3 separate regions of the Mus musculus genome follow, and all the other regions are linked to region 2. Evidence: chromatin loops called from intact Hi-C (ENCODE). Cell type or tissue: gastrocnemius. All regions are shown on one strand.

Region 1 (2,500 bases), 150 kb before region 2:
ATGGTAACTGGCAGCTTTGTGTGCCACTTCCCTGTACTGTAATCTCATGGGAGGCAGGGCCCAGATCTGTTCTCTCTCTAGGGACATGGGGAAGAGGACAGGACCAGGGTAAGGGATAGCTGCCAAACGAGACAAAAACAAATGACATTCCCTCCAAGTGCTTTCCATGATGGTTCTCCAGATACATACCACACACACACACACACACACACACACACACACACACATACACACACACACACACACACACACACACACGACACATCCACATGTGCATGCACACACACATGAATGGTACCAGTACTGAGCCCGTGTGTGTAGGCCGCCTTGTGCAGGCTCCAGCTTCCTCAGCAGGATACAAATTATATTGAGAAACAGCCCAAAGTTCACCTGGAAATGAGGCACAGGAAAGTGGGTGGAAAGTTCAAAGACAGCACTAGGTGGCTGGCCTAGGATTGGCCCCATCCCCTTTGATGACTATGAATCCCAAACCTGTGAGGTGCAGGGAGAGAAAGACTGAGGACCCCCTCCCCCTCCAGCCCTGGCAAAAACAGATGAGAGAGCCAGGTCTGGCCACCTGCCTCCAGCCACCTCTCGGGATCTCTCAGGTACAAAGCAGCTGTCTGTCACTGTGCAGTTTCTCTGCTGGGGAGAGATTACACACCCACAGGAGCCATGCCACATCGGGAATAGGAGCAGCTGAGTGCCCACCTGTAGGTGCCATTCACTACCACTTAGCACCCCAGCAAGACATGTTCTGCAAGCCAGACACATGGAAACTAGAAAACAGGTCTAGGTGCAAATGTAATCAACTAGTGTCAGAGAAAGTAGACACTGGTTTCCCGTGGGGTAATCATGTAGCCACCCCTCCAGGACCATATTAAGAAACCTGGAGGCTAGGTTAATAAAGCAAAGAACACTGGCCTCAGAGACTGACCCCAACAGAGAGGACTATGGGTCCTTTGATGATCCACCAGCAGGGGGAGCTGTTGTCTAAGTCCCAGCACCTGGAAAGAAAAGAGCCTAGTCTTGAAGGTGCCCCCTTTTCTACCCTGATAATGCACCTCCTCAACACACCTGCTATGGCTCCTGGGGCCCCTCTCTGTCTAGTGCTCAAGTCTTCAGCCCCAGTCTGTCTTCATCTTGCCTGATCTTCTATACCAGCCTCTCCATAGGAGAGACCCAGTGAAGGCTGGTTAGCCTTTCTCATCCTTGTCCAGACATTTCTTGTCCTTAGAAAACCTACTCAGAGCTGATCTCTTTAACCTAGGGATCCCCCTCCCCCTCCCCCTCCTCTCCTTAGATGGTCTATGACACACCTTGCTGACAGCATGGGGGTGAGGAACTTGCTCTACTCACTCAGTGTCCTCAAAAGCCAGTTTGCAGCCCACCCACGTACCAGTGCATAGCACGGGGAGCCCTGTGGGTGAAATAACACAGAGGTGAGTGAGAGCCCTGCACCCTTTGCCTTGAGTGTAGCCTCTACCTCCCAGCAATCTGTTAGCCACGTGCAGACTATAATGGTGGGGCCAGGTGATGGTTTGAGGGGATCTGGTCTACTTCCCAATGTTCAGCACAGGACTGTGGCCTGCCCCTTCCCCCTCCCTGAGCCTCACAATGAGAAAGGCTTCTTTATGAGCTCCCAGGTCCTTCCCAACCTCCACCTCTCCTATGGTGATCAATGAGCCCTTGATGCTCACCCCAGCCAGCCAGGACCAGCCACCAAAAAGCTGGTTTGGACCTGGGGGATGTGGAGGCCAACAGGCAGCTCAGGTAGACAGCTTCTGCCAACAGCCAGCTGAAGTTGGTCATGGTGGCCAAATGTGAGATGGCCACAGAGACCTTGCACAGGACCTAAGAGTGGGGACCTGATGCTTCAGAGCTTGGACAGCCCCCTCCCACCCCCGACTTCAGCCCCATTGGATCTCTTTCACTCCACTGAGACACCAAACCCTCAGGTCCCCTCCACCTTGGGCTGGACCACTCCACTCCTTGGGATGCCATAGGAGGAATTGGACAGTATAATTGTGATGGTCAGAGCACAGACACACAGGTTAGGTTCATTGTGTCCTCTGTCAGCCATGCAAACCATCTCAGCCTAAGTATTCTGTATGTGAAAAAAGGAAGAACTCCAGGACCTCACATGGCTTGCGCTCTCTCTCTCTCTCTCTCTCTCTCTCTCTCTCTCTCTCTCTCTCTCTCTCTCTCTCTCTCTCTCTCCCTCTCTCTCCCTCTCTCTCTCTCTCTTTCTCTCTCTCTCTCTCTCACACACACACACACACACATACACACTTTTCTATTTCCTCTGTCATAGTGCACCCTTCCCTAGCTGAAGTTCTCCTTTAAAGTGATAACCACGGACAGCGTTGATCAGTGGATATAGGATGTGTTCATCATGCATGCAACCATCTGGCTCACTCCTCCCTCACCTGCCTCTATGGGCTACGGTACCACCTCTGAGCCCAGTTGCCCAGGCTCTATTTATTCCCCAACTGTGTGG
Region 2 (2,500 bases):
ATAGGAAACAAGGCCCATTCCAGTCCCCAAGGAGTCCAAAGTAAAGATGAAGTATCAAATTATTACTCCATCTGTATGAAAAGCTGCCATAACATAGAAAGAACCAAAGAGAAATGTGTGGATTCCTCCAGCCAGGCCACTGATGGTAAGAAACACAAGAAACGCTGAGTGTAAATATCAAGGGCTAGTCCCTCTCGGTGCTACCCTGTTGTAGTCCAACAGCCTTGATGGTGACAGCCTCCATAAGGTCTGCAGCCTGAATGCCTACCTTGCCTCGCCCTTACCCTGATCCCCAGAATGTGAAAGCAGGCTTAGTCCCATCTCTATGTGGCCTCTGCTGAAGTTCTGGTACCCTGAGACCTGTGGGAAGCTATCTTGGAGCCCAGAAGACTGGATTCTCAGAATCAGAAAAGGCACTGAGGCTCTAGACAATTGCCCTTGCACTCACTCCCATGAGCATCTCCAGGTTATCTCTGAGCTCAGCGGCCTCCTTCCATCAGGCAGCAGCTACTTCATCTACAAGGGCTATCCCCCTGCTCTGCACACCAGGACTTGAGACCACAACAGAGCTGACAAGGATCTCAGGACCCTGCTAATGCCCACAGCTGGTCAAGAAGAGGAGACTCATGGACACACTTTCTTGGTCTCAAGAGAAATCTGTATCGTGGGATGCTCTTTCCCCTGCAGGATGCCCAGTATCAGTGACTCAGGAGCCCTGGTGCTGTACCTGAGGACTGCAGTAATGACATCGCTGTCCTGTAGACAGAGTGGGGCCTGTGATGTGCAGCATAGCCGCATGGCATTTGATCACCAATGTCAGCCTTGAAAGGAAAAAAGGGACAGTGGTGGGCTAGGATAGGAGTACATGCACAAGGTCACGTGTGGCCTGGCTAAGACCAGGGGAGGTGGGGCCCTCAGAAGACAGCTCTCAGGTCAGAATATGGAGCAAGGCTGAGCTTCAAGAGGCCACCTGGTCCTGTGGGTGGGCCAGAAGGCAGGGAGCCATCTGGGTGTTGTGTCGGTCTCAAAGAACAGGCAAGTTTGAGTCTCCAGCGTCTTACATAAAGACCAAACAATGCAGACAAATTAAGATGAAAATTCTACCCACGTGGTGTGCACATCCCTTGTGGTGTGCATGTTGTTAGACTCAGGATGCTCGGGAGAGGGGAAGAGTCAATAAGCTGCAGATGCCACATCCTCTCCTAAGCGAGGGCCAAACCTCAGCTGGCAGAAGTCCCTCTGTCCCAGCATGCAGACAGGCATCTGTGGGTCTGAAGCCTCTGTTCCTGATCTGGGGACTCCAGGAAGGGACTGGGGGGCTTGGAATTGAGAGAAGAATGGTGAGAGAGAGAAGAGAGAGTGGGGAGAGAGAGAACTTAATGAGTACTGCTAAATGTACATAAGTGGACAACTAGAAGTCCCAAAGATGGGCAAAGTTATACTGCCACCTAGTGTCCATTCTATGGAACCTGAAAGCTCTACCAGAGTCAGAGGAGCAAGGTCTCCTGAAGCAGCAACCACTGGCCTGGACAAACACTGGGCAAGGGGCCTGAGAGTCTGAAGGAGCTGTTTTAGCTCTGCAAAAACCTCCAGCAGAAGACGACAGGTCAGCCTAGCCTTGGTCTGGGGACCAAACTCCCAGCTGCCCCTTGCCTAGTGTGGCTGTTCTCTATGAAGCCAAAGTCCCTGTGTGGACCCTGGGGGGTGAGGGGTGAGGGGGGTCAATGGCTGTAGTTATGGGTTTTCCTGCATCCCTGCTCACACAAAGCCCAGATTTTTTTTTTCTTAAAGAAAAGGGTTAATACAGGAAAATGCCTCAAACAAGTGAAAACAGCAAGTCCTGGGTGGTACAGACAGACAGACTGAGGATAGAAGGCAATCATTAAAAACTGTAGTGAGACCAAACAGAATTTCAAAGTACTGCAAGAAGGTGCTGCCAGTAACGATGCCTTCCTCTAAACCTGCTCACATACTAACCCCAGGCCTGCTGCACTGACGTTAGTCAGCAACGGCAAACTAAGGCTGTGGATGGCTGCTGGCCACGTGACATCAAGGTGAGGACAGCATCCTGGTTCTCCAGGAGGGCCCCGCATCATCAGAGTCTTTGCTTGTGGAAGGCGGAGGCAGAGGAAAAAGCATAGAGGTGGTAGCCTGACCGCTTTGAGGATGGCAGAAGGGAGCAGCAGCTAAGAACTGCCAGCAGCCACTGGAATCCAGAAAAGAGAAGGGGACTGATTCTTCTGAGCCTCCAGAAGTCAAGCAGCCCTGCCCACAGCTCAGCATTAGTGTGACTCTGCTCAGATCTCTCACCTCTGTGTGGTGAAACGCTGTTCTGTTTTCCACCCAAGGTTCTTGAGCTTGTCATGGGAAATGGATACAGCCCCACATGTGCCTATACTGCCAGACCATCTGCTCTCTCTCCTAACCAAGGGCCCGTGTGAGTCTAGAAAGGTCTGTGCTATGGAGAAAGCTCAGTGGTCCCCTCTTCACGGGCCTTCTT
Region 3 (2,500 bases), 270 kb before region 2:
ATTGGAGGGCCCAGCCCACCGGAGCAGTACTATTCCAGTCATGTGGTCCTAAGTTGTAAAAGAATGCAAACTGAACAAGCCATGAGAAGCAAGCCAGGAGACAGTGTTGCTTCATGGTCTCTGCTTCAATTCCTACCTCCAAGGTTCCTGGCTTGGGTTCTCATCTTTATGAGTAGCCCAAGTATCAGGTCAGCCAGTGAAACTATAAACTCTTCTTCATTCCTACAGGTAAGTTATATCTCTCAAGATAACATACTGAAGTCTTGACTCTGAGTGTCTATGGATGGAACCAGACTGGCAATAAGTCTCTCAAGCAGAAATGAGTTGAAATCATACTGGATTGTGGTGAACCCTAAATCAAGTAGGACTTGTGTCCTTACAATAAATTACAGCAAGGACAGAGACACGGGTGTAGAGAAGTCCATGCTGGTGATGGAAGAAGATCAGGGTGATGTGTCTCCAAGCCAATAAATGCTGAAAGAAAATCACCTACAAGATATGGGATTCAACAATAGAAGATAAACGTTCTCCTCAGAGCCTTCAAGCAGAGCACGGCCCCGACAGCACTTTAGCTTGATGTCTAGACTCAAGAATTGTGAGAGAATAGATGTCAGATGTCTTACAGCCCCTCCTCCGGCCTGTGGCAATTTATCGTGGTATCTGTAGGAAGGCACTACACATAATGAGTGAGTCTCATCCCCAACACCAGAGCACTCACCTGTGGTGGCCCTTTACCTGGGATGCTCTTCCAATTGGCCTATTTGGGAGATCCTAATAAACTTGTAAAGCTCAAAACATTATAATTTTCAAATTCCTACATCTCAGGCTTTCTGGTTATCTACTCTAAAAATTGCTACCCTGCCCCAGGAGTGTTCTCTCTTTAACTGTTCCATTTTCTTCACGGCACCAACTTCCACCAAAAATCCTATTCTGTTCCCTTCTTTATGGCTGACTCAGCAGAACATGAAGGGTGGGGGAGAACGGGGGCATTCAGAGTAGTCCAGAGAGGAATGAAGGCTCAACAAGTAGCTACTGAATAGACAGATGAAAGTCACAGGCCTGGTCACTGCTGTACCCGGTCTTCCTCTTAATGGAAACCCAGGAATAAATGCACAGGTAAAGAAACATGACCTTTATGATGATGATGTCTAAAAGACAAAGTTGTCTTCTGGAAAAGTCCTCTGCTAACCTAAAATGGGTGTAAGGAATAGTGGCTGGTACCCAGGTTCCCACAGGAAATTCCTAATCTTGCATCCTTAACTGAATAGGGACTGAGCTCTCATCAGCACAACCACACCCTGATGTCCACTAGAGGGCAACCTAACAAAGCCAGAAGCTGAGAAGCATTTAGCTTGAGTCTGGCTTGAGGTGACAATTATGAATTCATGTCAATTATGATGTTTGTTCTCATCACCAAAAGAACTATCTCTTAAGATCACCCTAATTGAAAAGCTAATTAATTAATGAGATCATTGATTAAAAAGTTAAAGTTAAAAGTTAAAATGTAATGAGCAAAGAAGATCCTACAGCACAAAGCACACTCACAGATACAGACGTATGACGGATCTCAAAGACTGAAGGAAACCCAGAATGCTGAAGCACATGTCCATCCCTTGGTGTAAGCAAGGCTGCAGAGGGTAGGAGCAATCAGCCTTGAGGGACTTCAAGGTCATTCTGTGACCCACATTGGACAATTCATGCCCCTTGTTTGTTTCAAATAAAGTGGGGATTTACAGAAAGACAGTCTCTACCCTCCCACAAATGTGGGAAGAGCCAGGAGAGAACCATCAGACTTGCCAGAGACTCGGGGGTTTGAAAGTATGACATAAACTACCATTTTATAGTCAGTGTACACTTTTCCTTCCAGCATAATAGAAGGTATGTTAGTTTGCCAGTTGTGATGGTTTGAGTAAGAAAAAATTACCCCACCCCCTATAGGCTCATACATTTGAATGCTTAGGCACCAGAGAGTGGCACTACTTGGGAAGGATTGGGAGGTGTGGCCTTGTTGGAGGAAGTGTGTTACCGGGGGTGAGCTTTGGGGTTTCTTAACCCTGAGCTAGGCCCAGTAGCTCTCTCTTCCTGCTGATCTATATGTAGAACTCTCAGCTACTTCTCCAACACCATGTCTGCCTGCGTGCTGCCATGCTTCCCACCATGACGATAATGTACTAAGCCTCTGAAACTGTAAACCAGCACCAATTAAATGCTTTCTCTTGTAAAAATTGCTGTGGTTATTGAGTATCTTCCCAGTAATAGAATACCGACTAAGACAACTGCCTTGAAGTGAGGTGTGGTCACATGATTAGACAATGGCCAATGGGAAGTAAGTGGGAAGATACTTGCTTTCTGTCCCTTCACTCTTGAGTAAAGTGCCATCCAGAGTTCCAGCTGCCGTTTTGACCTTGGGACCTGGACTCACATGCTAAGGAGTAGCCCCTTGGGAGACAGTGAAGCCACGGTACCAGTTCTAGACTCTCTACTTCAGACTCAATGTGAG

What was found. Peaks named below come from ENCODE experiments on the same cell type or tissue, not always from the same donor. Only the 100,000 strongest peaks of a DNase experiment are listed, where the experiment ranks them.
Region 1: it touches region 2 in a loop (9-fold over the local background); 30 of 42 quality-filtered maps call a loop at or near these places.
Region 3: a loop joins it to region 2, with 5 times the contacts of the local background. A loop is called at or near these places in 29 of 42 quality-filtered maps.

What each region holds. Positions count from the first base shown.
Region 1 is chr6:55,382,622-55,385,121 of GRCm38, reverse strand. Ghrhr (growth hormone releasing hormone receptor) reads right to left here. Exons shown (of 13, transcript NM_001003685.3): 7 at 1,701-1,854; 8 at 1,360-1,420; 9 at 938-1,007; 10 at 299-390. Among named protein-coding and RNA genes, the nearest start is that of Ghrhr, 7.6 kb to the right of the region's middle. In gastrocnemius, a CTCF peak has its summit at 956 (motif pointing right); a DNase peak (open chromatin) is centred at 981.
Region 2 is chr6:55,231,895-55,234,394 of GRCm38, reverse strand. All of the region lies in intron 5 of Mindy4 (MINDY lysine 48 deubiquitinase 4), which reads right to left. Among named protein-coding and RNA genes, the nearest start is that of Mindy4, 30 kb to the right of the region's middle. In gastrocnemius, a CTCF peak has its summit at 1,456 (motif pointing left); DNase peaks (open chromatin) are centred at 968, 1,286 and 1,462; H3K27ac peaks cover 675 bases.
Region 3 is chr6:55,504,088-55,506,587 of GRCm38, reverse strand. No RefSeq gene overlaps it. Among named protein-coding and RNA genes, the nearest start is that of Gm34441, 32 kb to the left of the region's middle. In gastrocnemius, a CTCF peak has its summit at 1,306 (motif pointing right); a DNase peak (open chromatin) is centred at 1,307.